Regions from separate parts of the Mus musculus genome. Here all the other regions are linked to region 1. The links are chromatin loops, found by intact Hi-C in ENCODE. Cell type or tissue: gastrocnemius. All regions are shown on one strand.

Region 1 (5,000 bases):
AACATGTTTTGAAGACAAAGAATTTTGCCTAGTGCCAGAATCTTTCACCCTTCACACCCACCACCACCTTGATACATTTCCATTTTGGAAAATGGAAGTTTTTTTTTTTTCCTCTGTGATGGAACTCTTACTCCACTTTCCCAAACTTCGACTTGAATAAAATGGTTTCCTCTCCCAGCTTCTGTCTCCACATCTATTTTGGTAGAGGCTATGGATGGTAGTTTGAGTGGGAGCAGCCTTCTCAGACTCATACATTTGGATACTTGGTCCCTTGTTGGTATAACTATTTGGGAAGGATTAGGAGGTGTGACCTCATCAAGGTGTGTCACCAGAGCTTCCTGCTTGTGAATCACAGCAGGGTTGGTGAAAATTCAGAGTCTGAAGCCAGTCTAGGCTATAAGGAGTTCAAGGCAAGCCTGGGCTATCTAGCAAAATCCTGTCTCAAAAACAAAACAAAAAGAGAAAACTTAAGAGTCCTGAGTTCTGGATCACCTAGGATCTCATAGCAAGTCTGTCAAAAGAATAAAGATAGCTGGGCGTGATGGCAAACGCCTTTAATCCCAGCACTCGGGAGGCAGAGACAGGCAGATTTCTGAGTTCGAGGCCAGCCTGTTCTACAAAGTGAGTTCCAGGACAGCCAGGGCTACACAGAGAAATCCTGTCTTGAAAAAAAAAGAAAAAGAAAAAGAAAAAAGAATAAAGACATAATAGTTATTTGCACACTTCCTGCTCAGTTCTGCTGGCTGAGCTATGAATTTTAGCTACCTGCTATACTTCCCTCCAAAATTCCTCAAATAACATAACCTATAAAATCCATTTGGCTAGCATGATAGTATACAAGTATAATTCTAGCATTTAAGAGGCTCAAAAGTTCAAGATGAGCCTGGGCTATGAATATAAAACCCTGTCTGAAAACATGAATTTGGAGGGGATGGTTCAAGGATTTTGAGACAGGGGGTTGTGTGTGTGTGTGTGTGTGTGTGTGTGTGTGTGTAGCCCTGGCTGCCTTGGAACTCACTCTGTAGACCAGGCTGGCCTTGAACTCAGAGACCTGACTCCCTCTGCCTCTGAGTGTTGGGACTAAAGGTGCACACCTGTCTCCAGAATCAGGAATTATTAAATAGATGGTTAGAAAGAGATGTTGGTGAATTTACCATTAACAGGTTTTTTTTTTTTTTTTTTTTAAGATTTATTTATTTATTTATTGTAAGTACACTGTAGCTGTCCTCAGACACTCCAGAAGAGGGAGTCAGATCTCGTTACGGATGGTTGTGAGCCACCATGTGGTTGCTGGGATTTGAACTCCTGACCTTCGGAAGAGCAGTCCGGTGCTCTTACCCACTGAGCCATCTCACCAGCCCAGCCATTAACAGGTTTTAATACCCCTTTCTCAATTCATAGACAGTCAGAAAAGAAAAGAAGGTGGGTGGGTAGATTTGAGCTGCGGTTTATTCATGGGCACAATGCAACCTGCTCAGTGCTGAGTGTACAGGCCTCTTTAGACCTGAAATTAGCCTCCATGAAATTATTTTAGAAGTGCACGATTTTATAAATAAATAAAGAGGAGATGCTGCTCGGGTTTGTACCCTCACTTAGTCGCTCTGTAGATGGTAAGTGAATGACTACAAGCAACACTTGGCTGCGTAGGGGACACTTCCAGGTAGGTTTTCAGGTGACAACCCTAGGGGCCTTCTTGGCATAATCCTGCAAGAACTGAACAGCATCCAAACTCAGCAGGTCATGCACCAGATCCTCAGACCACGCACGGCAAACGGGACCTCCACTGGAGCCTACTAGCAATCCTCTCTAGGGAAACCTAAGACTGGGTAGTTTTGCAGCAGTTCTCCCCCAAGCGTGGGCAGGGACATATCACCCCCATTGAGGGGCTCCTCCTCTCTAATCGCTTCTAGTGTCACCACTTCCTGTGTGCCCTCAAGCCACACTTTGGGAGGCACCGCTTTCTAACCCAGACTGATGAGCATTCACAGGCAAAGTCTGGGTGCAGCCACAAGATGGCAGCACAGACACGGCCAGAGTACTAAGAAGCCTCCTTTCTGCCTTGCAAATTCCAAGCAAATGGAGAGGTTGAACCTAGGACTGCCAAAGGCTACAGGGAACCTCACCCACGTGTAACTGTGGCAACCACACAGCACAGACTGACCCCACCCCACTGGGCCTCATGCTTGTTTCCTGCTTCCTACATCGAGTCAGCCTCAAAGCAGGGTTCACTTCCAAGGCTCCCAGTTTGCTATGGACTCAACCGCTGTCACTCCAGAGCCAGGGAAGGGAAGGGGCCAGTGAGTTCCTCAGCAGTAGGACAGACTGGAGTCCAGTGAGCCTTTCTTGGGAAACCTGAGCTTGGTGGTTTCCCAGGTCTCCCCAGGGTGGTGAAGACACATCATCTCCCTGGAGGTAGAGGTCTCTCCTCTCGGGTCTCTTCTGGTGAGCAGGACCCTGAACCTTGTAGCTGATTCCAACGCCATTCTACATGTCTGTCTCTGGGGCAAACAGGCAGCCAGTCTCACGAGGGTGGGTCTCCTCTTAGGTTCATGCCCCAGAGCATCTGAAGAATTCCATGATCTACTCACTGGCTTGCAGACATCTAACTTCCTTCTGAGGCAGGCCTAGAGACGTGCACAGACAGAGAAGCTGTCCCCACCTCGTGGCCTCTAAGCTAAGGAGGCATTCAAGGGGTGGTTGGGAGTTTGTGAGAGGCATGGAGGCTGCCACATGTTCCAGAGGACCAGAATCCTACCGCAGCCTCACACCCTCTGAGATAATCTACCATAACCCTGGCTACTTCCTAGGGTTATGGGAAGCCCTATCACATGTCTCTGGGATATGATGGACATAGTGGGAGCTGGGGGTATGGGGAAGACTCCATATGGGAAGGTAGCTACTTTCCTGGTGACCTTAGGGAATCTCAAGGCTCAGGGGTGAAGAGGACGGACGTGGAGCTCAGAGCTAAGCCACTGCATCAGCCTCCCTAGCTCCTGGGGTGAACCAGCTTGGGGACAAGTCACCTGACATCCTTCCTGTTTTCTTCAACAGTTCCGATTGCCTGGGCCCACTGGCTAGTGTCCAGCATGTGCAGGCTTGTGCTGTAAGAGGTTGACCTTAGCTACTACCTGCTTGCAGCCGGTGATGGCAAATTCATGTCCAGCAACATGGTAGTAGCTGAGCTGCTCTGCCAGATGTTCTGCCAGTGCCTGCTCAGGAAAAAAGCCCTCCCCTGCCATCTCCTCTCTGAAGCAGTTGACCACATCCGGCTTGTCCAGTAGCAGGAAGGGCACGATGGCTGCAGTGTGCCACAGAGGGTGTTCTCGGGCCAGGAGCTCTCGAAGACTGGTGAGTAACTCCTGGGCTGGAGATTCCTCAGTCTGAGTACTGCCTGCGCTATGGCGGAGTGGGGGCAACATCCGTGACGCATTTTGCAGCACAAAGTGTGTGATCTCTATACCACCAGCGCCACTTAGGAGTACATAGATAGCATTGTGGAAATGGTGCGAACGCTGTGGCTGCAGGAGGTCGTGGAGCTCATCTAGCAGCGCAGGTGGCAAGAGTTCAGCCTCATCCAGGACCAAGAGAGGGGTCTTCTCCTCGGCCTCAGCCTGTGCCACCACATCTGCCACTCGCTGTGCCAGCTCCTTCCGGCAGTCCTGAACCGGGCGTGGCTCTGGACAGTGATATCGTGCATGGTACTGCAGAACCAAAGCACCATCTTCCAGCACTGCGCGAAAGTGGCGCGCCAACAGACGCCCCACGTGACTCTTGCCTACACCACTGGGCCCGTGCAGTGCCAGGAGCAAGGGATGACTGTGCACATGTGTAGCCAGGTAGTCTCGCAGCAGGGCCATGATGCGGCCCACAGCAGCTGGCTGTCCAAACACAGAACGCTGCAGCGCCTTCTCCAGCCCGTCGAGGTCGTAACGTTGTGCATTATCGTCTAGATTCTCAATGGCGTTGAGAACCTGGAACCCCACAATGGCTACAAGAAGCAGCAGACAACGCTGTGCACGACTCTGCCGCTCTGTGCGGGGTCGGCACTTCCGTGAGGTTTCTGGGTAGAGAACTACCCGACTACGCCTGCGCCTCTTGCGGGGTGTCCTAGAAGTCAGCTCTGTCAGGCTGTCGAAGGTGAAGAATTTAGGTTGGTCTAGGTCGGCACGTAGAGTGCCCAAGCTGCCGGTGGGCCCAAGTGTCCCTGTCCCAGAGTCCGGCTCAGTGCCTGGCTGCAAGAGGCGCCTCTTGCGCAGGACGCAGACTCGGCGGCGCAGACGGAGCACGGCGCGCACTGGCGCTATCACACATGGTCCCTTGGCCTGGGGCTCTAGGCTAGGATGGCTGCGGTCCATGGTTCAGGACCTATGCTGGGCATGTAGTTCCCCTCCCTGCAATAGAAAAATGGGAAGACTTCGTGAGTCCCCGATCTTACCCTCTTGGGGTTCCTTAAGGTACTTTCCGGCCAAATACTGGCCCCGCCTCGCTAGTTCCACTAACCAGGAAGCCCGGCTCTCAGCAGGAGGGCCCCAACGCATGCAAATCTCTTGGGTCCTCTCCGAAAAGGCCTAGGCTGTGAGGAAGTGCGGGGGTGGGGCGAGGTGTATAATTTATCATACTGTTGACCTCCCTCTTAGAGGAATAAACAGAAGGCTCGTTGTCACTGATTAGGGTTATAGAATGGTCAAATTGGACCCTGCACAAACACACCCAGCACCTATCAGACTGTCAAAGGCTTTACAGGTCCCAAGTAGGCACCTTGTTCCAGAGGACTCAGTACCCCTAAGAGTTGAGACTCTCCCCATACTTAGGACAGTTGGTGGAATATGCAGACAAACTTTCATGGTTTTGAGAATGGATTCTAGCACTGTCCCTAGTCACAACCTAGGCCTTCCAACCCACTCCCACCCTTAGCTCCCATCCAAGCCCAAATCTGGGGTCCCTCACCATCCTCCCAGAGAACACAAGAGCAGAAAAATGAACAAGAGCCGAGGAAGGAT
Region 2 (5,000 bases), 63 kb after region 1:
TTTGGGCTCTCTGGAATATGCCTGATTTATTCAGCCTTGGGCCACCACCCAGCTCAAGGCACGTGTGCACCTCCTGCTTACGGGGATATATTTATTGCCTAGCATTATTCTTGCCATGTTCAGATAGGTGGTGGTCTTGCTACACTGACAGCATCACTGTGTCAATTCCATAGTCCCTATAGCTTTCATCTTAATAGGACATTTCACTGTAGCTATCCAGGATTTTTGAATGAACCTTTCTTCCTACCCCTTTTCTGTCAGCACAGTTCATGGCTGGGGAATCCTCAACTTTCTGCCCTTTACACAGGTTGCTTCTCACCACCATCTGCCCCTCCTTTTATTAATTTATTTTAGAGACAGGTTCTATGTAGCCCTGGCCAGCTCCATCTGCTCCTGCCTCCCAAGAGCTAGAATTAAAGGTGTGCTCCTTCCTTCCCAAGAGTTGTGTACGATTTCAGGACCCCCTTTACTCTCTGAACATCTGGCACTTTCCCTAGCACCAGGTGTGGTTTTAAGAGCTATTTCTCTCCTCGGATCTACAAAAAGAATCTCTCTCAAAGGCACCTCTCATACTCAACACGCGTTGAAGGGAAGCTATTTCTGTGCACGCTGGGACTCTTATACAGCAATGAAAACAGGATGAGGGTACACATTAGGCCAACCTTACCTTCATGTTGTCAGGAGGGTCTCCTTGGCCTGTGGTCGCACAAACAAATATCACCAGGGGCTCCCTAATGAGATTCGCCTCGAGGACAAGACACAAGTAGATGTAAGGTCTCTGGCAGCCTTGATCAGTGCCCTCCCTGCACCGCATCCCACCACCACCTTCACCTAGGGGAACAGAGTAAAAGTGTTTGGACACTTATTCCCACTGGCTACCAGGCTTTACTTTCTCAGGCCTCAACCTAGTGCCTCCCTTTCCCCTGAATCCGCTTGGGCCCAAAGGGCCTCACTCAAACGTCCTCCATCCGAGGGCGCGAAGTCCGGTGGAGGGTCTCCGCCGTAGCGCCCGAGCCTCACCACGGAGTAAGAGTCCAAAGCCTGCACGCGGCAACCTAGCCGCCGGCGCCGGGCCTCACGGCCCAGCCTCTCCGCCTCGTCCTGGGCTGTACCAGTCTGGCTGCCGAAAAGCACCAGGAGCTGTGGAACCTGCATTACTGCACACGCCGGCCAGAACCGCACACCTCACCAACTTCCCCCTTCCGCTGTCAACAGGAAATGACGCGTTTCAACTGCGCCAGCGGGGGGAGGGGCGGGGATAGCATCTGGACACCACGGGCTTCTGCTAGCCTCCGGTTCCGGGTCCGGGGTTGGGGTCCTCAGGGTCGCAGAGCCCCAGGGCCGGCGTCCAGGCCAGGTTGGGCTGCTTGCTGCCTCCCGTGTGCAGCGGCGGCAGCAGGCGGTCGCCAGGTCTGCGGTCGGAGACGTCACAGCCCGGTGCGGGGCACCGGTGGCCGGTGTTAAGCAGGCGCGATGTTATTCTCGCTGCGGGAGCTGGTGCAGTGGCTGGGCTTCGCCACCTTTGAGATATTCGTGCACCTGCTGGCCCTGTTGGTGTTCTCCGTACTGTTGGCACTGCGAGTGGATGGCTTGACTCCGGGCCTCTCCTGGTGGAACGTCTTTGTGCCCTTTTTCGCCGCCGACGGGCTCAGTACCTACTTCACCACCATCGTTTCCGTTCGACTCTTCCAAGATGGGGAGAAGCGACTGGCTGTGCTGCGCCTCTTCTGGGTTCTCACCGTCCTTAGCCTCAAGTTTGTCTTTGAGATGTTGCTGTGCCAGAAGCTAGTGGAGCAGACTCGAGAGCTCTGGTTCGGCCTGATCACGTCTCCGGTCTTCATTCTCCTGCAGCTGCTCATGATCCGGGCTTGTCGCGTCAACTAGCCTCTTGCAGTGGCTGGAAATGGAGCACTGCGCAGCTGGAGTTCTGGACCTCCCGGTCCTGACCCAACTTGGTGCCACACTGGTGGAGCTTTGGTCAGAAATCAGTGTTTGCTTGTGCCCAGTTTACTGTCCAGTTTTCTTTATATATAAGATCGTTTCCTCGAGCAAAGCTTAAAAGTGAAGTCTTGTTTATTAAAACTTATTTCCAGTTATTCATGCTCTGAATTGCCAGTCAATACTGAACTTTTCCAGCATTTGGAGACTGCATATAAGTAAAATATCCTGCTGGGCTCTGAGTATTTCCCATGGTGATGTGCCCCCTTTATAAATCAGCTTGTTCACTCAGCAGCACTGACCTCAGAGCATGTCCCTTCATCTGTCCAGGGCAGACTTATACGATTGATAAAGAGGGCTGGCATCCCTTTTCCTCTTTTCTGCCAAAGACTAGCCTTTTGTTCATTCCACCTCACAAAGACAAAGAGAAAGCAGACTGTTGAGAAAGGGCATGAATAGGGCCCTGTGTGGGTATCTGCCATCTGAGAAAAAATTCTGGTCTCAAGGCATTGCTTGATTTCCTGGCTCAACCGATTGCAGTTTTTTTTTTTTTTTTTTTTTTTTTTTTTTTTTTTTTTTTTTTTTTTTTTTAAAGATTTATTTATTTATTATATGTAAGTACACTGTAGCTGTCTTCAGACACTCCAGAAGAGGGCATCAGATTTTGTTACGGATGGATGTGAGCCACCATGCGGTTGCTGGGATTTGAACTCAGGACCTTCAGAAGAGCAGTCGGTGCTCTTAACCACTGAGCCATCACACCAGCCCCCGATTGCAGTTTCACGGACTTTCCCACCACCTTGTGGCAGGCGTCATTAATACACTTGAGACAGACAGACCTAGAAAAGGAAGCATAGACATTAGGAACGGGTGCTCACATGCTCATGGCGGTGGATACATTTACAGCTGAAATTTATTAGCTTACGGTCGGTCTTTGAGTTTATGTCAGTTGTGTGCCAAATGAGACCATTTGCTGATGGAAAAAAATGTTTCCTGAAATTAACAATATATATTTAAGCATCCCAATGTTTGCATCAGGTGAATGCTAAGACGCCCTTTGCCATGTGGTCATTAGTGCACCATGGCTAGAACACTTTGGGTGTTAGACTGTTTTCGGCAAATCCCTGTTTCTTGTTGTAGGAGATGAGTAACTTGCACTACTACCCACCCCAGCTAAAGACAATGGGCTGTATTTTGTAGAGCATGTGACACCAGAGCCCTGACTTCTTAGTGTGTAGCCATCGGTGAGCCCTGATGACAGTGCCGAAGAATTGAGATGAAAAATGGTCGTTTAAGGACAGATTTCCCGTTTTTAAAAATTAGGGTGTTGGGGGCTGGTGAGATGGCTCAGTGGGTAAGAGCACCTGACTGCTCTTCCAAAGGTCCCGAGTTCAAATCCCAGCAACCACATGGTGGCTCACAACCATCCATAACAAGATCTGACTCCCTCTTCTGGAGTGTCTGAAGACAGCTACAGTGTACTTACATATAATAAATAAATTTTTAAAAATTAGGGTGTTATGCAGCAAAGACTTGCCTCAAACTCACTCTGTAATCAGTGATGACCTTTTTACTTCCTGTTTTATATGATTTTGGAAATCAAATCCAGGGCAACATACATATTAGACAACAATTACTATTGCTGCTGCTGAAACAGGAACTCACTGTAACCTTGACCGGACTAGAAACTCACTCTGTAGAACAGGCCTCTAATTCATAGAGGCTGGCCTTTGCCTCCCAAGAGTTAGGATTAAAGGCATACACCACCACATCTGGCTTAGGCAAGTGTCCTACTAACTGAACTACATTATTATAGTTTTTACATTTAAAAATTATTTGTGTGTATGTATGTGTGAATGCAGGTGTATGTGTACCATACCACTTATGCAAATTATTTGTCAGCCTTGTGATATCAGAGAGCAAACTCAGGTAGCCTGGCCTGCTTGCAAGTGCCTACTCGCAGGGCCATCTCATAAGTTCTAAATTTTACATTTTTAAAGGATTTAAAACAGGATGTCACACTGTTTCCTGGAGTGGCTATAAAAGAGAAAGCTGGAAATTAACAATATATATATAAGCATCTCAATGTTTGCATCAGGTGAATGCTAAGATGCCCTTTGCCATGTGGACAGGGGATCATAGGGCTGGGGTCATTATTGCACCATGGCTAGAACACTTTGGGTGTTAGAATATTTTTGGAAAATCCCTGTTTGTTTTTTGTATAGCCCTGGCTGTCCTTGAACTCACTTTGTAGACCAGGCTGGCCTCGAACTCAGAAATCCGCCTGCCTCTGCCTCCCGAGTGCTGGGATTAAAGGCGTGCGCCACCACGCCTGACAAATCCCTGTTTCTTGTTGTAGGAGATTGCACTACTACCCACCCCAGCTAAATCCCTGTTTCTTGTTGTAGGAGATTGCACTACTGTTTCTTGTTGTAGGAGATTGCACTACTACCCACCCCAGCTAAAGACAATGGGCTGTATTTTGTAGAGCATGTGACAACTGGCTTCATAGCTGGAAGCCAGCCTGACCTGTGAGACCCAGCCTGAAAGAGAGAAAGCAGGAGGGAGAGAGGGGGACAGGGAGACAGGAGAAAGTCTAAAGGAACATCAGTTGGCAGATCAAATGTGACCTGCAGAATACAGGGTTCCTCACTGTGCTTAGCCATTTGACTGGGATCATTCTTCGGTTTTGTTTTTTGAGACAGGGTTTCTCTGTGTAAAAATAGCCCTGCCTGTCCTGGAACTCCTTTGTAGACCAGGCTGGCCTTGAACTCACAGAGATCTGCCTGTCTCTGCCTCTGCCTCCTGAGTGCTCGGATTAAAGGTATGTGCCCCCGGCAGCTGACTAGGTCTTTCTTTAACAAAACAAAACAAGACAAAACAAAACAAAACAAAACAAAAAATTCTGTGTGGATATGCAGCACACATGCAATGTCCATGGAGGCCAGAAGAGGGCATTAGAACCCCAGGAACAAATTACAGCCATCCAGGTGCTAGGATCCAAATTCAGGTCCTCTCTCTCTCTACAGGGCAGCAGGTGGGTGTTTTTTGTTTTGTTTTGT
Region 3 (5,000 bases), 140 kb after region 1:
TGAGTTGGTTTTACCACCTTGTAACTTAAGAGTTTTTCTATTTTACCTAAGCCTCTTGATTTATGAGTACACTGTCTTCTATCTTGCTGTTCAGTGCTGGCAACCATTTGGCCTAACTGAAACTATCACACAGTACCCAAACAACAGGAAGCTATACCTTCAAATGCACAAGTGTTCATCATAGGCCACATATAAGATCTGACATATAAAAGACTTATGTCTCTTACAATCTATTTCTCTCTTCCCTCCCCCTTTCTCCCTCTTTTCCTCCTTTCTTCTCCATCCTCCCCAACAGGGTCTCATTCAGTTCTAACTTTGAACTTGAAATCCTCCAGTGTCAGCCCCCTGAGTATTGAAAGCACAGGTGGGGCTACAGCTAGCTCTTCCTCCAGTCTGCTAATGTGGAAACAGTTAAGGCTTTCCATCACTTTTTTTTTAAATAATTGTTTATTTATTTTATGTATATGAGTATACTGTAGCTGCCTTCAGACACACTAGAAGAGAGCATCAGATCCCATTACAGATGGTTGTGAGCCACCATGTGGTTGCTGGGAATTGAACTCAGCATCTCTGGAAGAGCAGTGAGTGCTCTTAACCACTGAGCCATCTCTCCAGCCCCCTCCATCACTTTTTTTTTTTTTTTTTAAGATTTATTTATTTATTATATGTAAGTACACTGTAGCTGTCTTCAGACACTCCAGAAGAGGGAGTCAGATCTTGTTACGGATGGTTGTGAGCCACCATGTGGTTGCTGGGATTTGAACTCCGGACCTTCGGAAGAGCAGTCGGGTGCTCTTACCCACTGAGCCATCTCACCAGCCCCCCTCCATCACTTTTATTGTAAAAGTTTATAACCAAAGTTTCAAATTTTTCAAAAATATATTACTTTTAATTTTATGTGTGTATGTACATTTGCATAAAGATGCTCACAGAGGCACCCTTGGTCTAGAGTTACAGGTGGTTGTAAGGTGCCTGATGTGGGAACCCTTGTCCTCTACAATAGTACACTCCTTCAAACCAATGAGCCACCTTTCCAGCCCCCCTTTTCATTTGATTCAACATTATTTTCTAATTTAGTTTGTGATTTAAAAAAAACCCAAAACCCTCTTATTTAGAGTGGTGTTTACGCTTTTCAAATATTTATTGATTTCTCACTTTTCTAGTCCAAATATGGCTAAAAATATGTTATGTGACCAAAATCTTTCCAAATTTATTTCGACTTCTTTTAGGTCTTATATATGGCCTATAATGAATTTCTGTGTGCTTAAAGGTATAGCTTCCCATTGTTTGAGTACTGTTAGACAAGACTTCACTCACTCTGGGGCCCAGGCTGGCTTGGAACTATGTAACTTCCTTACCTCTGCAGTGTTAAGAGTCTGTATATGGGCACAGACAGGTGTTGCTTTGCTTTAATTATGAGAAGGGCAAGGTTACTTCATCATTGCTCTCTGTGGCTGACTTGGTTTTCCTCTTTCAACCCCTTCAAGACCTTCAATGTCGCTAGATTCTGAACTTGGACAAGGATTTGTCCCACAGTGGCTTATCATTCTTGCCTGGCTTGAATTGGAAGATTTTCAGCTCCAGATTTTGTTTTGGTCTAACAAACTCTTCCTATTTCTTCCCTCAAAGGTTTATTTTTTTTTTTAACGTAGAGCTCTAACTAGCCCTTTGGTATGCCAACTGCCACCTCATGGTCATAAGCAGTAGCAGAACGTGGGAATGTGTAGACCTGGCTTGAGTTGGCGTGAATAGCCAACAAGAACTCCGCCTTCATTTTGGAAGATATGCAGACCTCAAAGTCATTGCACCATCTGCCATGGTTCCGAAAACCTACATTTGAGAGCACTATTGTAATAGCGATCTGTGAGGACTTAAAAGTAGGGAAGGGGCCGGGTGTGGTGGCGAACGCCTTTAACCCCAGCACTCGGGAGGCAGAGGCAGGCGGATTTCTGAGTTTGAGGCCAGCCTGGTCTACAGAGTGAGTTCCAGGACAGCCAGGGCTATACAGAGAAACCCTGTCTCGAACCTCCCCCAACCCCACAAAAAAAAAAAAAAAAAAATGTAGGGAAGGGGCGCGGGATCAGGTAGGTCTTCTGTAGGAGATTCAAACTAAATGATCGCAACGTAGGGAACTCTCCAAATGCTCAGAAATACCACAAGTAAGTTGGGAAGCAGCAGTTTCACCCACCGGACAGTGGGCAGTTTTGTCGTTTTGCATGTTTTCCTCGAGGGAACCACGCGCACGGAAAAGTGAGGTCGTTTTAAACCCGTTGCCGAGTACGTAGGTAGGGCTAGGAGCGGAATGGTCGCAGAAAGGGTCGCTCCCAGGCCGGAGCGACTAGAAAGGCCAGGCCGCGGCCTCAGGGCGCAGAGCCACCCCAGGACTCAGCCTCAGCAGGGCCGTCCCTTCCTCCGGTCAGGAGTTTTGCGTTTCACCTCCAGGCGCGCCAGGGTGATGCCCGCTCCCCGAGATCGAGCGCAGGACTCCGGCAAGGGTGATAGTCCACAACTCAAGCCAGACGTAACTGCAACAAAGAACACTTCTCCAAACCGTAGTCAGTCCGCCCCCAACAGGGAGTCTGCAGGACGCCTGCAATGGAGCGGATGCGCGCGATTCAGCGACGTAAGGACGCGATGAAATAACGTCAACGGCACAGGGGCGGGTATCGTGACGCCAGTGACCCGCCAGGAAATACCAGCACAAGGGTGTACGCAGGCGCGGTGCTTAGACTAGGGTTCTGAGCTTGCGCAACGACCGATAAGACGCGGCGCGTGCGCACTGGTGTTTAGGGCGATGGGCGGGGTGTGGATGCCTTCGTTATGGCAGCCCGCGGTCTTTCTCAGTCTTGGGCTTCCTGACGCCTCCAGCAAGCGAGGTCTTTTGGGCCGGCTTCGCAGTTATGTACCCACCGCCGGCGCCGCCGCCGGCGCCTCACCGGGACTTCATCTCGGTGACGCTGAGCCTGGGCGAGAGCTACGACAACAGCAAGAGCCGGCGGCGGCGCTCATGCTGGAGGGTGAGGCGGGGTCCGGGCTGGGGAAGCCTTACCGAGGGAAGTACCTAGCTGGAGCGTTCGTGTCTCTTCCAGCGTCCAGAAGTTTCTGTGCTGCGTCTGGTTCTCGCAGCTTGGGTTTCGGTGTGGTTGCTTCCCCTGCCTAATGTCAGGTGCCCTGGGGATCCTGAGCTGAGGGGGCAATGAGCACAGCCCGTATGGTCCGACGATGCCTGAGCCAAGTCATGGGGATTTCAGGAGTTTTTCTCCAGTGCACGTGCAGCTGGACACATGGTGTACAGATCTTGTGCCATGTATGGGATGGTGTGCTCTGTCACCTCTAGCACTGTTCTGTCAATGTAAACTTTGCTGAGAGGGAACTTACCTGCCCTCAAGTAAGGACAAGCCTTACATAAGGGTCTCTCTGAATTGCTCTTTTAACCGAATCTGTGACAAGTGTCATTTTCCCGGCTCTTTCTTAGAAATGGAAGCAGCTTTCGAGGCTACAGCGGAATGTGATTCTCTTCGTCTTGGGCTTTCTGATTCTCTGTGGATTCCTGTACTCTCTTCATACGGCTGACCAGTGGAAAGGTATGAAATACCAGTGGTGCTCGAGCAGAGGAGATGCAGGCTGAGGTCAGATACAGTATTGCAATCCAGATAAAACAGTACCACAAGGCATGTGGTGACAGATTGGCAATAAATACAGCAGAGGGGAAAATGTGGAGCCCAGTATGACCAACTGGTGTACAGGTGACCCTGTAGGTCTTTGGGCCAACAGTGCTGTCCCTCCCCTCCCCATCAGTCTATAGCAGCAGATCAGCACTAATCACATGTCCCTACCACGTGGTACAGTGTGTTTGCCTGGGACCAGTGGATATCCTGAGAGGATCCTAGGATTCCTTCTGGGCTGCTTTAAGGTTGGAAACCCAAACATTGCTTCAGATTGCTCAAGTCAAGCTGCCTGTTTGGGCACTATTAAATTGATATGTTGCGGGGCTGAGGGGGTTGTTGTATGTTGTGTTTAAGGACACACTCTGCCAAATGCTTGAAAAAGAATTCAGCCTGGAAAAGACTGTGGTCTTCACACTTGGGAAATAGAGGTAGGAGGATCAGGAGTTGAGGCTAGCTTGGGCTACATAAAACCCTGCTCAAGCTGGGAGGTGGTGGCGCTTTTAATCCCAGCACTTGGGAGGGAGAAGCAGGTGACTCTGAGTTTGAGGTCAGCCTGGTTTACAAAGCCAGGGCTCCACAGACAAACTCTCTCCAAGATACAATGACACTAACAGCAGATTTGATTCCTCTGGGCCTTCTTGAGTTCAGTGCTTCTTGGAGGTTTCACTACCTGAAACAAATAGCACCTGTTTAGACATCTGTTCTGGAGCCTGTAATGGGCCTTAAGGTGAAAAGGTTTGCTTCCACAGCTCTGAGTGGCAGACCTGCAGAAGTAGAGAAGATGAAGCAAGAAGTCCTGCCTGTCTTACCAGCGCCTCAGAAGGAAAGTGCTGAACAAGAAGGGTTTGCAGACATACTCTCTCAGGTATTTCCAGTAAGGGCTCTGTGGGTTGTCACTGGGGTCTGTTTTGGAGCACTCTAGGTTGGTAAATGCTACCCTCTCTTCCCTGTCACAGCCAGCCTCACACTGGCTCAGGTGAGGCTGACTGTATGAAGTTGGGCAAGAAAGAGGCAGACATTTGCTTCATTCCCTTTGAACGCCACCATGACATGATTAAGCTCCTGTGTCAGGCATGTGTTGGCTGCCCACTGATGAGGAAAGAGACTTTCCTCTTTGGAGGAACCACAGAAGCCGATAGGAAGGGCAGGTGAGAGGCCAGCCGTAAATAGATGAGACAGTTAGTTGGTTGGCATGTGTCAGAGTACAGATCAGTGTTGAGAGGCGGAACCACCCCTGCCTCCATTTAAGAAGCCTCTGTCTCTGTCTGGGTGGGCAGGGCAAGGTTGAAGGAGATAGACCTTTGTAAAGTGACCTGCTGGAGCTAGGCTGGG
Region 4 (5,000 bases), 99 kb after region 1:
GACCTGAGCTGGCAAGTACGCTCACTGCTGCTGGATCACAATCGCGTGAGCGCGCTGCCTCCGGGTGCCTTCGCCAATGCAGGCGCGCTGCTATACCTAGATCTGAGGGAGAACCGGCTTCGGTCGGTGCACGCACGAGCTTTCTGGGGTCTGGGAGTGTTGCAATGGCTGGACCTGAGCTCCAACCAGCTGGAAACTCTGCCTCCTGGCACCTTCGCGCCGCTGCGCGCGCTTAGTTTCCTCTCCCTAGCGGGTAACCGGCTGGCACTCCTGGAGCCTTCGATCCTGGGCCCGCTTCCATTACTGCGAGTGCTCAGCCTGCAGGACAATTCACTATCGGCAATCGAGGCGGGTTTGCTGAATAACTTGCCTGCCCTCGATGTGTTGCGCTTGCATGGCAACCCCTGGACGTGCAACTGTGCGCTGCGTCCCCTTTGCACTTGGCTGCGTAAGCACCCGCGTCCAGCCTCAGGTGAGCCATCTGGGGCGCAGGACGGATAATGTTTGGTGCAATTGCTGCCATCTGACGCCGCTCCTGTGTCCCGCAGAAACTGAGACCCTGCTCTGCGTGTCTCCAAGACTCCAGACGCTCAGCCTACTGACAGCTTTTCCGGATGCCGCCTTCAAACAGTGCACTCAGTCACTAGCAGCGCGAGACCTGGCGGTGGTCTACGCTCTCGGGCCGGTCTCTTTCCTTGCTAGTTTGGCCATCTGCCTGGCATTGGGCTCCGTGCTCACTGCTTGTGGTGCACGGCGCCGCCGCCGCCGCCGCACCACGGTGCGCCACTTACTAAGGAGACAGCTAGACCCCGAGGGCCCACCCTCCCTGGAGGATGCTGGGAGCCCTGTAACAGCAGCTATCCAAGCCTAAGGGGACTGCAGGTTGTTTCTAGTGCTCCTGAAGTGCCTCCGTACTTTGAGAACTCTCCCCAAATCCCTGATCCTCCCTTCACATTCCCTGTAGGCGTCAACAATAGACAAAACCCGGAAATTTTCTGACATTCCTTTAGGCATCACCACTGAATACCGGGATTAGGGGTGGTTATGCGCGCCCGGTGTCCCTGGGGCAGAGGGGCAGCGCGCTGCTGCGCCCCAGTGGCTCGGGGAAGGCACGCGCTTGGACACTGGGAGAGCTAGTCATGTACAAGGTTGGGTGAGTGACACCGGACTGGGAGGCGGATGGCACTCCCTGGTGCCCAAGGTGCGGGGCTCCTCTCAAGCCAGCGTCTGAGGAAGCCTATTGTGGCTGCAGACAGAAGAGAAGGCTCAGCCCTCTTGGAGTCTGGAGCCCTAGACATCTGGGAGCCAGAGAGCACCCCTGGGAAGCGCTGCCACTAGGGCAGTGAAGGCTAGCCCTGGGAAAGGTCGGAGCCAGCCCAGTGAATGGGGTGGGAAGGGTCGTGGGAGGATTGTGCAGCAGGAGAGAAAGAGAGATAGAGGTGGAAGTCAGGTTGCAGAGAGCAGGCGCTGGAGGAGGGGTGGAGGGTGACCTAGCAAGCTGGGGCCATGGGCCCCCACTGTAGCTTGGGGTAGTGGCTGGAGGAAGGATGGGGCTGCCATTTCTGCTCCAGGCTCCTCCGACCGGGGCCACTTAGGCCCCTCACCCCACTGCTCAGAGACCTCAGGGCCCTGCCTCTGCCGGAGCGCCCTGTGGCCCTGCCCAGCCGGCTCAGCTCTGGCCCATCCTCAGCCGCTCTGGTCCGCACCTTGGTCCTGCAGGGGCTGCCCGCCAGGCAGCAGAGCAGGAGGACGGGAGGCCCAGGGTGGGCAGTCTCTGGGGCGGGTGGGCTTCCCTCAGGCCTTCCCGAGCAGCAGGACTCATCAGTGTCCTTGGCCGGGCTAACTGGGCAGGTGGGCGCCTCCGGGGGCCTCACACCACGGTGCTGACCGAGGGATCTGAGAGGTTGAGCGGGCCCGTGATATCAGTGGGATGGTACTGCTGTAAAATAGAAATACACAGACAAGGCGGCCCGTTAGCTCCGACGTCGGGGGCACGCGCGGGGCCGGGACAGGGTGGACCGGCCAGCCGGCCGACCGGCGGGCAGGCGGGCACGGCCTGGGGGAGGCTGGGGGTGCTCCTCCCCCGACCCCGTCGTGCTCCGGGGCTCTGCGTGGGCCAGGCCGCTGTCCCGTGCGTCTGTCTGCGGGGGAGGGGCAGAGGAGGGCGGGCGGGGCGTCTCAGCTCTCCCTATGACGGGAACACAGCTGCAGCTGGCCCTCCTCCCTCTCAATAGCGCGTCGCGGCAGCACTGTGTCTTTTTGGTTTTGCAAAGCGCCGCGTCCACCCCCGGTGCTCTATAAATAAGAACCAACAATCAATACCTGCTGGCCCCGCCGGCCACCAGGGATCCCAGCCCTGAGCGCCCAGTGCTGCCCTGGCCCGGACCGGCCACAGGACAGGGGCAAAGGATCTCAGCAGCTGGACCGACCCCACCCCACCCAAAGGAGCCCCCACCCAGGCCTCCCTCTGAACAGCACCCAGCCCCAGAGACAGGGTGGAAGCTGGGCTTCCCTCCCCCACCCAGCCCCCAGAGGTCAACCCTGCAGGGTGGGGCCAGCTCCAGATGGCCCAGAAGAACGGGTCCCTGGTGCCCAGGGAGGCTCAGGTAAAGATTGAACTGAGAGCAAGGCCCCAGAAAGGAACCACGTAGATCTCTGAGTTGTACCTGGCCAGCTCCAGATGGAGCCCCAAGACTTAGTGACATCCACTGAAAATGGCCTGCCACCTGCAGGACTTTTGTGCCTTCCCCACTATGGCCATCTGGCCCCAAAAGTACAGATCTTCTTCTTCCCTGTCAGATTTCCCCTTCCCCACACAAATTCCAGCCCACAGCTCCCTTGGCCCTGCTCTTCCACCCCTGCGCCCCCTAGTGGGGGTTCTGATTCAGACCTTGTAACATAGACCTTGCCCACTTTCCCTGGTCTGGGTGACCCTGAAGATAGTGTTTGTACCACCAGCTCCTGGAGCCTCAAGTTGGTGCAAACCACAGATTCTTACTCTTCATCCCCTTTTTCTGAACCAAGGCCTTTGGAGAGCTGAGCAGCCAGGCCTTGTGGGTCTCTCTGGAGCACCCTAGTACATTTTGCTTTGTGCCAAATCCTGTCAGTATGCCTTTCTTCCTGGGCATAGGAGCATAACTATAGATCCAGATTCCTTGTGGGACACAAGCCCCTTGTGGGTGACACTCCCCACTGGTTAGAGGGCTTCCTGTGGGCCTGTTAAAGGGTAACGTCATAGGATCAGGGTGACTCTAGCAAAAAGCGAGCCTGCTGGAGGACTTTCTTGTGAGCATGTACTGCTGGTGCGGTGATGTGACGCTGCCCAAGACAGGGAACCGTTTTCTGGCTCAGAAGGCAGAAGGTCTGACTCTGACAGTGGCCCGTGGCAGTGCTTGGGGGTTTGAGCGGGAACACAGTTCTTAGCCTCCCCTTCCCGGACCTCCTTCTGAGAACCTGTTTTGCCTTAGGTGCTCAGGCCCCAGGCCTTTCAAGAACACCCTATCCATGCTCAGATCACCTGGGTGCTGCTGCCACACCTCCATCAGGGACCTGTTCACCATGGCAACACCCCACTCCCCACCTGACAGTCTCCCTGTAACCAAGGGTCAATGCCAATGCTAGGCCCCAGTCGTCCACCCAGATGGACCCAGGCCCGGCCCCCAGCCCCCGGCCCACACAGAGACCACATGGAAGATGCAACACGCATGGCTCTGGTGAGACAGGTGAGACAGGTGTCTGGGGGGCGGGGCCAGTGGCCAGACAGACGGACGGATGGGACATCACAGCTACACCCTGCAGGGCTGTTGCAGGGCAAGAATGAAAGCATCAAGCCCCGTGTGGAGAAACAGGGATGAAACAGACGTGGTGTGGCCTCCTGGCAGGGGCAGCCTGGGACAGGGCTACTCTGGTTCCCAGGGTCCGGGTAGCCCAGAGAGGCAGTGAGGCTGACTGACTGACCAACAACATGACACAGCTTCCAGATGGCGTGTGGGTCATGGCATGGGGAGAGAGGTGGGCAGACTAACGTGGAGACACATGGGGAAGCTGAGGGCAAGTGAGGGCTTGAGGAGAGGTCTGGAGCGTTCTAAAGGACAGCACCCTTTAATGGGTGGAGGGTGGGTGAAGGACTGACTTGGCACAGATGGCCAGGGTTGAAGATGGGGGCAGGGGTGGGATGGTAAGGGAGAGGGAGACAGACATGGGGCAAGGGGGGAGTCAGAGACGCGGGACTGGGGTGCTTCCCCTTACCGTGTCTTTGGAGGACCTACGTCTCTTGAAGCTGGAGGCCAGGGTGGAGGTGATAGCCCTAAATGTGGCTTTCTTTTTAGGGTCGGGCTCTGCTCTACCACTCTTTCTATCCTAAAATGAATATGTATAAGCGATTAGACAACTAAGGGTGGCGGCCACACCTGCCCTTGCCTGCTCCTTGGGGCCGCTGCCAGGCCTGGCAGGTCACTCAGGCCCTGACTCCTGCCTGCCTCACTGTGCTGAAAAGACGGACCAACAGCCAGACTTTCAAGAGTGGCCTCTTCTGCCCGGGGTTGGGCCTGTCCTTGCTTGTGCTGGGTCTGGGCTTGGGGGGTCCTGACGGCACTCTTCCTGGGATGTCCGCCTGGCTCCCTGGCTCCTGGGTGGCCCTGGCTTAGAGGCATCCTGAGGAGGAGGAGCCTCTGAGGACAGGAAGAGCTTCCCCTCAGGCCACACCAGCCTTTCTGTTCAGAGGCTGCTGACCCCAAAGGGCACACACCAGGAAAGGGCCAAGGACCCGAGGAAATGTCCTGTTGGAGTTGGAGTGATAGACAGAGGCAGATCCGGGGACGCTGGCCTGGAGTCTGATGGCCAGCATGGCCCTGGACAGTTGTGGCCAGGTCCCCAGGGGACCTGTAGGGCCAAAAGCAAGAATGGGTGGATGAGAGGTATGGGGGCTCCAATAGCCCCGTCCGCCCATAGCCCTCATTGCAATGTTAATGCCAGCTCAGGACACAGCTCCAGGAAGACAC
Region 5 (5,000 bases), 47 kb after region 1:
ACAGAGCAAGTTCCAGGACAGCCAGGGCTACACAGAGAAACCCTGTCTTGAAAACAAAACAAAACAAAACAAAACAAAACAAAAAGCAGTCACAGGCACAACGCTCATCCTGCTTTATTGCCAAAGTCTTGCAGGACGTGAAGGGTGTCCCTGTTGTTGCCAACATGGCTAGTGGCTGGAACCCTATTCCAGAAGGCTACAGCTGAACGCTGGTGGACAGGCTCCCCTGCTCAGGGCAGGAAATGGCTGATGCTCATGACAACGGCTGCTCCTGATGTCCAGCAACACTTTGGCATTGAGCAGGAACCTGGGCTGCACAGCCCTGGAGGTTCAATAGTCAGCTAGGAGATAACACAACAGCTGTGACAACGGCAGAAGCGAGGACAGTGGCAGCAGGAGCAGCAAGGGCAGCAGCAGCAGTGGTGGGCAATGTCATCACCACGCCCTACAGGTGGCAGGCCAGCATAAGTCAGTCCCGATGGACGTTGCCCACTGCTATAGGGATTGCAGGGTGACTGCCAGGTCTGCTGGCCGTGCTCAGGAGCAGTACCCTTGATGCCCTTGATACCTTTGGGCCCAGGGGCTTCAGTAGTTTGTAAGAGGCCCACTGGCTCTGGGATACATGTTCCTGCAGGCAGAGGCTGAGTCTCAGAGGAGGAAGATGAAGAAGGAACCTCCTCTAACTGCTGCCCCAGGTCAGAGCGCAGGTGAGCCCGAGGAATGCTGATGTGGGCATATGGATTCTTCACAACCATCTCATGGGGGTCCATGGTCCAGGCTGCAGGGGAGAGCAGGAAGGAAAAAAGCTGCTTGAGAGCCTGTCGCCTAAGAAGACACCCATTTAAGAGGAGTCTGCCCTTGGAGAGCCATATCCCGAAGGCATCTATGTGCAAGGCCTGTGTGTATTGGAGGTAGGCCCAAGTACCCAGTTACCACCCTCCATCAAGTATCCAAGAAATGCTCCAGGATGTAGCTGGAATGGGGACAAAAGGCTAGAAGGCACTGATGAGCGTCCAGGGGAGAGCAGGGGCTTCCCAGGAAGAACCTGTAAAGTCAGTGTCTAGACAAGGACTCACCTGTGGCAAGCAGCAGCCGTCTGTCTTCTTAGTCCTCCAGCTCCAGGTCCCAGTGCGGGTGAGCAGAGCTACCAGCAAGTGCCTTTTCCCTCCTAGAGAGGGGTGGGGCCTTGGGGTGGAGCTTAAAGATGGGGTTCCCAAGATCCCAAGAGGCCTCAACAACTAGAGCACAGCAGCCAGTCACCCCTCATTCCCAGATGGGTGGAGGCCAAGGTTTGGACTTTAAGGGGCATTTGCCAATCTGGGGTGACTCAATCACGATTCATCTGAGCATGCCCTACCTCCTTGGGTCATGGCCCCAGAAAGGAAGTAGAGGCAGGCCTTCAGATTCTGGGGTCTTCAGAGGTGCTGGGGCTACCCAGCCATGACTTACATCTTTTCTGCCACCGTTCTGAGCTCCTCCTTGCCACCAACACATACTGAGACGTTTGAGTGCACAAGACAATTAAAACTACTTGGAAGATTTCCACTTTAATAATAAGTTTGACACAACTTCGCAGATACACTTTACTTATCTTACATGAACTTCAGACACAGTGACATTTTCAGCTCCTTTTTTGTGTTGCTGAGTTGGGATGAAAGAACCCCCCGACCCCCTCGTGCCGTTTTCTGTTCCCAGCACCCATTCTTGGCACTGGCACCCTTCTGCTTTTGCAGCTTCACCTCCATGCCCACAGAGGGCACGAAGAGTGACGGTGGGGCTAGGGTAGAGACAACAGTGGGCTTCCCTGGGTCTGCAACCAGTGGGACAGGCTCAGACTCCAGTCAGGAAAGCACCAGGAAGGACATCAAGTAGGACAGGGCCTGCAAGCTAGGGTGACTGAGTAAGACTGCGTAGAGCCAGTCAGTCAGGTCGAGACAAGAGTTCGAGCAACTTAGCAAGTAAAAGGAAATGGGTCTGGGGGAAACATGCTTAATAAAGGAGAAAACCAGAGTTTACACAAGCTCCCTCAATCTTGCTCATCGCCCCTTTAGACTCCGCCCCTAGCCGGGAGCATGCGTAAACCAGGCCGAGGTGCTCAGTGGAAACTTAATTCCCCAGAAGCCTCCGCGCTCCTGGGTTTCCTAAGGACCGGGTTTGGACTGATCCTTGGCTCACACCGCTCAGCTCAGAACGGCCGTGGAGTTGGGGGGTGGGGGTGGAGGAACCTTATTCTCCTACGGGGCGTGGCTTCGTTTCACGGGGCGGGACCCTCGGTAGAGGGTGGGGCGGTAGGTGGCCTTGCGCGCATGCTGAGTGAATGGGTAAGTGAGCCGAGCCCTCCCGGGAAGGGTGGGCTGGTTCACTCCTTTCTCTGTCCACAGTTATCTGAGTTGGCCAACATCATGCATGCGTGACAGGTTTCCACGGAACGCCTCCCCTCTACAACTCAGCACCCGACGCCTCCTGTCACATTGTCTTGCTGAAGGAGCCCTGAAGTGGACCAATGGTTCCGCAGAACTGTAAAGTCTGGCCCAGCCTTGGCTCTCAAGGAACACTGTTCCATTCGTCCAATTGTACAGAAAGGGGCTGTAGCCTGAAGAAAATCTAGACTTTCCAGGGTCAGGCATAGGACTCAGTGTTATGCATGGTGGCCATGAGAGGGCATTCTGAACATGTAAACACCATGTCATCAGAGTGTGTCTTTAGTGTTTTCCTCACGGATTTCCCCACCCCCGCCCCAGGCAAAGGTGTAGCCCAGATAGAAGAGGATGAGGTAGGAGGAGGAGGATGAAAGGAATGGGGCCTCTGCTGGGTGGGGCCAGTATAGTACATAACTGTGAGACGTAGAAGCACGTGCTGACCTGATGAGATCCAAGAAAGGGCTACCCCACCCTAGGCAGGTGAGTGTGCACTGTGGGCCCTCCACCCTACACGCGGACTGCCAACCTATACCTGGTATTTCCAACTCTCCATCTCCAGTCCATGAAACTTCTGAGCTTCCTGTGACTGCCCCAGTTCCCTGTGACCACTCTTCTGGTATCCACTCAAACCCTTGTCCCTTTTGCTGTCCCAACTCCCTCTTTGACGAATCCTTGTGTGGATACGTCAGTGAATTGGAAAACTCCCGGCGTTCACACAGGGGGTGTGTCGGGGTTTGAAGTTAAAGGACCCTGCCCTTTCAGAGCTCGAAAGGTAGCTGAGACACAAGTGGAACGCTGGAACCCCTGCTCGGCATTGTGAGGCTCAAAATGAGGGAGTAAAACATGAAGATTTCCCTTACAAAATTTGGGGGGGGGGGAGGGTTTGGCCCCTCGGGGGATGAGCCAAGAGGCAAGGGAATCTTGTCGGCACGGGGATTCTGACCAGCCGGTAGCTAGCTGGGAGGTCGACACTGGGAGCCGACGCCAGACCAGGCGTAGATCGAGGGGCGGCTAGGAGACTGGCCCCGCCCCGTGGACCCCGCGCGGGTCCCCAGACAGGGGGTGGCGCTGCGGGCGCGGGCGGGCGCCGCGCGCACTGCGGTCCCCGCGCCTCCGCCGCAGAGCGCGCCACGCTCCGCACGCACCTGCCGCCGCCGCCGTCGCCGCTGTCGCCGCCACCACGCCGAGCCTTGCGTCCAGCACCAGCGCTCGCGCCCTGGGTGCTGTCTGCGCCCGCCATCGCCCGAGGTCTCCACTGGAGCCGCGGGAGCTATCGGAGTCACTAGAGCAAGGTGTGAGCGCCGCATCCGGGCCTGCCTTTGAGACAACCTCTGCTGCGGCGGCGGCGCAGCCGGGGAACGCCAGGCTGGGGCAGGTGAGCGGGGGTGGGAGGGGGAGGGGCGGGGGCCAGAGACATCACCCCTTTCCATTTTCATAGTCAGTCCTCCGGACAGTGAGTCCGGTCTCGGAGAGTATACTGGGGAGGGGGTTGCGTTCAGAGTTCCGTGGAGATCCCACGGATGAGGTCAGGGTCAGAGGTCGGGCACTCTGTCCTTTGTGAAGGATGGGGGCGAGGGCAAGGGCGAGAGTGAGGTGGGCCCCGTGCTGCCCTCACGCTGTCTCTCACCCGCAGCTCAGGCCTGGTGCAGGCCTCTCCATTGCTGTTGCCGCGGAGCCTTCAGCCCAGGTCCTCTGGCAGCCAGGGATCAGGCTAGCTGCCTTCCCTGGGCGCCCTGTCCTGGAGCCATGGGGCCCACCTAGCCCCTGCCTGCCCAGATGTCCCGGCCCAGGGACTGCTGACCTCTGCTACAGGAGGAGGCCCCTCCACGCCCCCTTGCCAGCTTCAGCAGACAGAGACCCTGGGTGAGCTCCAGAGCCCCAAACAGCCACCCATACCCCCTTGTCCCCGCCTGCTTCCCCCTCCCCCTCCTCTTCCTCCTCCTCTTCGGACTGAATCAGATAAGCCATTGTGGCCACTGGGAGGGGGGTTGCCCTCCAAGCTGTCACCGGCTGCCCCTTGCAGTCCACAGAGTAACCGTGGTCCTCACCAGGCCTGGCAGGACCAGGATGCAGCCCCTTCTCTTCCCCCACGGCCCCACCCAACACCCCCACCTGTGCCAACGTCCAGTCTGACTGTAGAGAGCCGGATGCCAGCTGACCCTGGGCCTGAGGTGGGCAGTGGATGGCCGGGCCTCCTCATGTCCTGCCTGAAAGGCCCCCATGTCATCCTCAAAATGGAGGCCATGAAGATTGTCCACCCTGAAAAGTTCCCTGAGCTCCCGGCGGCCACCCCCTGCTTCCCTCCTGCACCCAGGCCCACTCCCACTCTGGCACCCAAGCGTGCTTGGCCCTCAGACACAGAGATCATTGTCAACCAGGCATGTGGGGGGGACATGCCTACCTTGGAAGGAGCATCCCACACTCCACCCTTGCCAAGGCGGCCCCGCAAAGGCAGTTCTGAGTTGGGCTTCCCCCGGGTGGCACCAGTGGATGAGGTCATTGTAAATCAGTATGTGATTCGACCTGGCCCAACAGCCTCTGCACCTTCATCGTCTGGGCCAGTGATAGCAGGTGAGCCCC
Region 6 (5,000 bases), 78 kb after region 1:
TCCCCTGATATTGGATTCAATAAACAGCACTGTAACAAGGCTGCTTTTGCCTTCTTTACACAGCTCTCAGTCTGAGAACAAGGTCCTAACTTGGCACCTGTGTGCAAAAAAAGCAAAAGGGCCCCAGCCTGGTACTGTCACACTTTGAGCTTGCTGGTCTGGCTCTGGCTTTTGTTCTCTTCCCACTGCAAGTCTACTACTCTCTCTCCCAGAGCTAGTACTGTGGGAAGTGGACCTAACCTCTGGGCTCTGCAACTCCCATGACTCAGGGGTCTAGATGCCAGAAGGGAGGAAGGTTAGTGTTATAATTGACAGGATTCAGCACAGGGCTAGGAGCCTAGTAAAGTAGCTAGTCGTGTATCACACAGGAATGGGGCTAAATGGAACTTTGGAGATCTTTTCTCATGTTTGATTTGGATACCTCCCGATGTATAAGCCTGTAACAAGGCTATAGCAACAGAGATTCCCAAAAGGCTAGGGGAATGCAGAGCTGCCTGCTTGGAAACTGTTCGCAGAGGCCTTGGCAGCCAGTGTAGGCCATCTGCAGGCACCGAATGTGTCTTCTTTTCCTGTCACTGCTTGACTAGAGCTAAGGAGAATGTTGAAGTAGGTTTCTCTCAGAGAGTAAAAGCCCAGCTTTATAGGTACTTTTTTTGTTGTTTAAGAAAGGGTTTCATACTATGTCCCAGTCTGGTTTACAGTTTACTATGCAGACATGAATGGCCTTGATTTTAAGGCGATCCTTCTTCCTCAACGAAGGATGACAGGTGTAAACTACCACAGCTGTTTTCTGGATCTTTTTGGTCACCAAATACTTCCAAACTTTCCCCAGAAGCTGTGACAAAGGGCTGGGTCATAGGGCACATGGAAATAGTAAGTAAGCAACACATGTGGTTGGAAGATGGGTCCTAACAGCAGCAGCAGCAGATTGGACCAAACAGAACTTACTGTCCCTGTCTCTATCTCTGAGCCAGGTTCTGTATTGAGCACCATCGTAGAGCAAAGCCCCTCACAGAAAAGTGGTTTGTGTTCTGGACTTGGGGAAAACACCAGCACCTTTGCAAAGAGAGTTAAGGGCTAGGGCTGACCTGTGTGAGGTGAGTACTTTCAGCATTTTGTGTTTTGAAGATAAGAAAGGGAAAAACTGCAGGTCTTCTTACCAACAGGATATATGGTAGCTAGCAGACACAGATCTTGCAAAACAACCTTTATTGAAACACCAGAGGCCATGGGGATGGGCCCTAAGGTTTTGGTTCTGGAGTCAAGATTCTTTCTTCAACATGTCTGGCCTGGGGCCCTAGTGGCTGGGGAGACAAAGTGAGGGGCTCCCACAGTACTCAGACCAGGACCAGGACATTCCTGGTAGCCCAAAGGGATTCAGGAGCTTCAGAGAGAGGCCCCTCATGGAGCTGCTCAGGGTCCCCACAGCACATGTGAGTACGGAGCTGGGAACACCTCTTCCATTGGACTGTCCTAGGGCTTTTCTTGTCTAGGCAGGTGGAGGTCAGAAATTGCCCCTCTGGGCACCAGAGATAAAAGACATCTGAGGCCACGAAGAACAAAGATGCTTTAGGACAGACATGTTGAGGACTAAGCAGCCATAGGCCACGGCTGAAACAGGCACTCGTCAGCTGTCCTTGCCTCCACTACTCTTCTGGTCTGAAGCTGTGGCTTTAGTCAGGTTCCCAGCTTCTCTTTTGAGTACACTAAGCAGAGTCTGAGAGCTCTCCAGGATCTGGGGCCAGAGAAATAAAAGGATGTTATTTCTCTGGTAGGAAGGTCCCATTGCCTCAGGCTCTAATAATGGAGGATGGAAATCTCAATTTGGTCATCTGTGCTGTAGCCAACTGGTTATGGAGTAAAACCATCCTCCCTTCTGCACCTGTCCCAGAGCTCTTCCACCCTGCAAAGCCAGGCTGGGTTAATTCAGGCCCACACCGTGTACTCTGTCCAATACACCAATGCTCACTTTTGGAACCCACAGACAGCCCACTGTTCCACCTACAGCCTCTGAACCACAATGGGCCCTACCTAGCCTCAGATGGTAGTAAGGCACTCACAACAGACATCTGAGAGCCCCACCTTGAGGTAGGCGGCCTCGGTTTCTGCGATGGTCCGGTCAAACTCGTTGCGAGAGGCGATCTTGCGCGCCAGGTTCTCGTTGACGCGGGCCAACTTCTCCGTGAGCTGCCTCACCTCATTCTGTAGCCGCTGCTTTTCGTCCTCCTCTTGCTGGATCTGCCGGCACAGCTCCTCTCGCTTCTGACACAACTCCTCGATGCCTAGGGTGGGTGGGAAGACAGAGCTGTGGGTGGGGACTCGTGAGCTTCCGACCCCAACCAGCAATGACAGAGGGGCAGGCCGCAGAGCGGGGCTCGTGAGGCATGTCCACGCAGCCTCCCGAGTGGGTCGGCCGGCCCCGGCCCGCGGCCTTCAGTGCCCGACGCTCACACTTGACCAACTCGTTGTTGTAGTTCTGCAGCGCCGCGCCCTGTTGGGTCATGGTCTGCACCGCGTCCGGAAGCCTCAACCGCCGCCTGCACAGCTAAGTCCGCACCTGCGCACTGCCCACAAAGCGCGCGGGCTGGTGAACGTCACGGCTGCGCCACAGGTCCGCGCTTGCGTCATCACCGTGCGCTCTACTGGGCGGGTCTGTTTTGTGGACAGTGATGGAGGCCGAGGGTGTGGCGGTGGCGGCGGCGGCGGCGGCGGCGGCGGCGGCGGCGACAATTATTGCCTCCGATGACTGCGACTCTAGGCCTGGACAGGAGCTCTTGGTTGCCTGGAATACTGTGAGCACCGGTCTGGTGCCGCCGGCCGCGCTGGGGCTGGTGAGGCCGGGGAAAGGTTGTCGGGCCTGTGCAGATTTCCCGCGACTTTGCATACTTTAGGGGGTCCACCCTTGGGGCCTCACAGCTCCGTGGCCTGCCTGTAGTGGGCTTGCCTCCTTCCTCAGCTACCTGATTTGTTTGGTTCCCTGGCAGCTCTTCGGTTGCTGGGTTTTTCCATGCCCCTCCTCTCCCTTTACCCCTATTCCGCCCCTCTGCTCACGGTTTTCCGTGCTCCAGGCGTCTTCCCGGACCAGCGGTGCAGTCCCACCAAAGGAGGAAGAGCTTCGTGCAGCGGTGGAGGTTCTGAGGGGACACGGTCTGCACTCTGTCCTGGAGGAGTGGTTCGTGGAAGTGCTGCAGAACGACCTTCAAGGCAATATTGCCACGGAGTTCTGGAATGCCATCGCTCTGCGAGAAAACTCTGTCGATGAGCCCCAGTGCCTTGGGCTGCTCCTGGATGCGTTCGGTCTGCTGGAAAGCCGCTTGGATCCCTATCTGCATAGCCTAGAACTCCTAGAGAAATGGACTCGTCTGGGCTTGCTGATGGGCGCTGGAGCTCAGGGGCTTCGGGAGAAAGTTCACACTATGTTGCGGGGAGTCCTGTTTTTTTCCACCCCTAGGACATTCCAGGAGATGGTCCAGCGCCTCTATGGTCGTTTCTTGAGAGTCTATATGCAGAGCAAGAGAAAAGGAGAAGGGGGCACAGACCCGGAACTAGAGGGTGAGCTAGATAGCCGGTATGCCCGCCGCAGGTACTACCGACTTTTGCAGAGTCCTCTGTGCGCAGGATGTGGCAGTGACAAGCAGCAGTGCTGGTGCCGGCAGGCACTGGAGCAGTTCAACCAGCTGAGCCAGGTCCTGTGAGTACTGCTTCCTAACCATGCTGCGGTTTCTCTGCAAGCTTCATTAGTCCTGAATTCAAAAGACCTCTCAATAGAGCTTATAGACTAACTGGCGATGTCTTTTTTGCCCATACTTGTAACCAGGGATTATTGTTCATCACGTTTATACTGTCCTGGACATAGGCATAGGGTGTGTGTGCAGTATCTTTATGGGGAGAGCCCTCCTAGGTAAGGGACAGATGTGTGTTGTGGGTTCTCCATGAGCGGGGATCTTTTCTAGGCATAGGCTCAGTCTGCTGGAGCGGGTTTGTGCTGAGGCCGTGACAACCACCCTGCATCAGGTGACCCGGGAAAGGATGGAAGACCGCTGCCGAGGAGAGTATGAGCGCTCTTTTTTGCGTGAGTTTCACAAGGTGAGAATCACCTCTCTGGTCTGTTTCTTGTTAAAGGCAAAAGTGGAGTTGTGGTAGACCTGATACCAAACAGTAGGCAAGTTGACCAGGAGTGGTGATGGTTGAGGTTATCCTGGTGCTGTCTATAGAAGCCAGTCCTGGATCCTGATGACAAGAACAAATCTCGTATGTACTAAATAGGTCGTGCATTTAAAATAAAAATTTTAAATCCTGGACCAGAGGTAGCTACAACGAGTTTCCTCAGGTAGGTGTGGCAAGACAGGCCTACGAGACCCTTTTCTTTCCACTGCCTACAAGTTTCCATTGCCTACAGTTCCCTTCAGGATTAACCTGTAACCAGTGTACACTCTAGCATGGAGCTAGGGTGTCCCAGTGAATGCTTCTGGTTGCCCATACTGTTGAGGTATGGTTTGTATTGTGAAGAAGCTAGGTTCAGCCCCATGAAGCCATAGACCTTGTTTCTGCTTCACTCCGTACTTCCCATTCTTCAAGAGTCTATCTGCTGTGGATGCATATTAGCCATGATGGGGAGTGATTAAAGTGGGTGTCCCAGCAGTCTTGGCCTAGAGTCGTAAACTTGGAAACTCCTGGGCAGTAGAGTGTAGACTTGATACTTCTGGCCTCTACACACAGGTTGGGGCACCTCTAGGGTCCTGCCAAAGGTGTGTGGTTACTGAGTCAGAAGGGAGCTTTTAAATGTTATTACACCTCACACACTAATGATCTTTCACAGTGGATAGAGAGAGTGGTTGGTTGGCTTGGCAAAGTGTTCCTTCAGGACAACCCCACCAGACCAACTTCTCCAGAAGCTGGGAACACACTGCGTCGTTGGCGCTGCCACGTACAGAGATTCTTCTACCGTATCTATGCCACCCTACGCATCGAGGAGCTTTTCAGCATCATCCGAGGTTGGT

The links. A loop is a pair of places that touch in the nucleus more often than their neighbours do. Peaks named below come from ENCODE experiments on the same cell type or tissue, not always from the same donor. Only the 100,000 strongest peaks of a DNase experiment are listed, where the experiment ranks them.
Region 2: it touches region 1 in a loop (4-fold over the local background); 19 of 42 quality-filtered maps call a loop at or near these places.
Region 3: it touches region 1 in a loop (4-fold over the local background); 7 of 42 quality-filtered maps call a loop at or near these places.
Region 4: a loop joins it to region 1, with 4 times the contacts of the local background. A loop is called at or near these places in 2 of 42 quality-filtered maps.
Region 5: a loop joins it to region 1, with 2.0 times the contacts of the local background. A loop is called at or near these places in 19 of 42 quality-filtered maps.
Region 6: it touches region 1 in a loop (2.9-fold over the local background); 6 of 42 quality-filtered maps call a loop at or near these places.

The regions. Positions count from the first base shown.
Region 1 is chr2:25,191,535-25,196,534 of GRCm38, forward strand. It overlaps Tor4a (torsin family 4, member A), which reads right to left. Exons shown (of 2, transcript NM_146115.4): 2 at 1,186-4,391. The coding sequence starts at 4,355. The coding sequence ends at 3,075. Among named protein-coding and RNA genes, the nearest start is that of Tor4a, 2.8 kb to the right of the region's middle. In gastrocnemius, a CTCF peak has its summit at 2,006 (motif pointing right); DNase peaks (open chromatin) are centred at 2,023, 4,323 and 4,522; H3K4me3 peaks cover 3,072 bases; H3K27ac peaks cover 3,307 bases.
Region 2 is chr2:25,254,197-25,259,196 of GRCm38, forward strand. Ndor1 (NADPH dependent diflavin oxidoreductase 1) reads right to left here and starts at 1,218. Exons shown (of 14, transcript NM_001082476.2): 1 at 1,021-1,218; 2 at 668-745. The coding sequence starts at 1,155. It overlaps Tmem203 (transmembrane protein 203), which reads left to right and starts at 1,243. Exons shown (of 1, transcript NM_177344.3): 1 at 1,243-2,156. The coding sequence starts at 1,474. The coding sequence ends at 1,884. In gastrocnemius, CTCF peaks have their summits at 2,750 (motif pointing left) and 4,880 (motif pointing right); DNase peaks (open chromatin) are centred at 1,251, 1,852 and 2,753; H3K4me3 peaks cover 2,215 bases; H3K27ac peaks cover 1,919 bases.
Region 3 is chr2:25,329,960-25,334,959 of GRCm38, forward strand. It overlaps Man1b1 (mannosidase, alpha, class 1B, member 1), which reads left to right and starts at 2,784. Exons shown (of 13, transcript NM_001029983.2): 1 at 2,784-3,017; 2 at 3,476-3,584; 3 at 4,418-4,533. The coding sequence starts at 2,901. It overlaps AA543186 (expressed sequence AA543186), which reads right to left and starts at 2,612. Exons shown (of 2, transcript NR_027448.1): 1 at 2,189-2,612. In gastrocnemius, a CTCF peak has its summit at 2,522; a DNase peak (open chromatin) is centred at 2,714; H3K4me3 peaks cover 2,314 bases; H3K27ac peaks cover 1,502 bases.
Region 4 is chr2:25,290,190-25,295,189 of GRCm38, forward strand. It overlaps Lrrc26 (leucine rich repeat containing 26), which reads left to right. Exons shown (of 2, transcript NM_146117.2): 1 at 1-472; 2 at 549-1,004. The coding sequence ends at 871. Grin1 (glutamate receptor, ionotropic, NMDA1 (zeta 1)) reads right to left here. Exons shown (of 20, transcript NM_008169.3): 19 at 4,249-4,359; 20 at 988-2,295. The coding sequence ends at 2,179. It overlaps Grin1os (glutamate receptor, ionotropic, NMDA1 (zeta 1), opposite strand), which reads left to right and starts at 1,069. Exons shown (of 4, transcript NR_168905.1): 1 at 1,069-1,153; 2 at 3,468-3,722. In gastrocnemius, CTCF peaks have their summits at 1,333 and 2,866 (motif pointing left); DNase peaks (open chromatin) are centred at 35, 219, 618, 1,141 and 5 more places; H3K4me3 peaks cover 2,875 bases; H3K27ac peaks cover 2,339 bases.
Region 5 is chr2:25,238,729-25,243,728 of GRCm38, forward strand. It overlaps Cysrt1 (cysteine rich tail 1), which reads right to left and starts at 1,169. Exons shown (of 2, transcript NM_026415.3): 1 at 1,077-1,169; 2 at 91-778. The coding sequence starts at 770. The coding sequence ends at 342. Rnf208 (ring finger protein 208) reads left to right here and starts at 4,201. Exons shown (of 1, transcript NM_176834.2): 1 at 4,201-5,000. The coding sequence starts at 4,568. In gastrocnemius, no CTCF peak of the experiment used is centred here; DNase peaks (open chromatin) are centred at 2,176, 3,563, 4,104 and 4,497; H3K4me3 peaks cover 2,338 bases; H3K27ac peaks cover 1,005 bases.
Region 6 is chr2:25,269,847-25,274,846 of GRCm38, forward strand. It overlaps Tprn (taperin), which reads left to right. Exons shown (of 4, transcript NM_175286.4): 4 at 1-40. It overlaps Ssna1 (SS nuclear autoantigen 1), which reads right to left and starts at 2,572. Exons shown (of 3, transcript NM_023464.2): 1 at 2,452-2,572; 2 at 2,083-2,282; 3 at 1,193-1,735. The coding sequence starts at 2,503. The coding sequence ends at 1,628. It overlaps Anapc2 (anaphase promoting complex subunit 2), which reads left to right and starts at 2,620. Exons shown (of 13, transcript NM_175300.4): 1 at 2,620-2,831; 2 at 3,069-3,691; 3 at 3,954-4,086; 4 at 4,820-4,994. The coding sequence starts at 2,670. In gastrocnemius, a CTCF peak has its summit at 2,489; a DNase peak (open chromatin) is centred at 2,583; H3K4me3 peaks cover 2,985 bases; H3K27ac peaks cover 2,150 bases.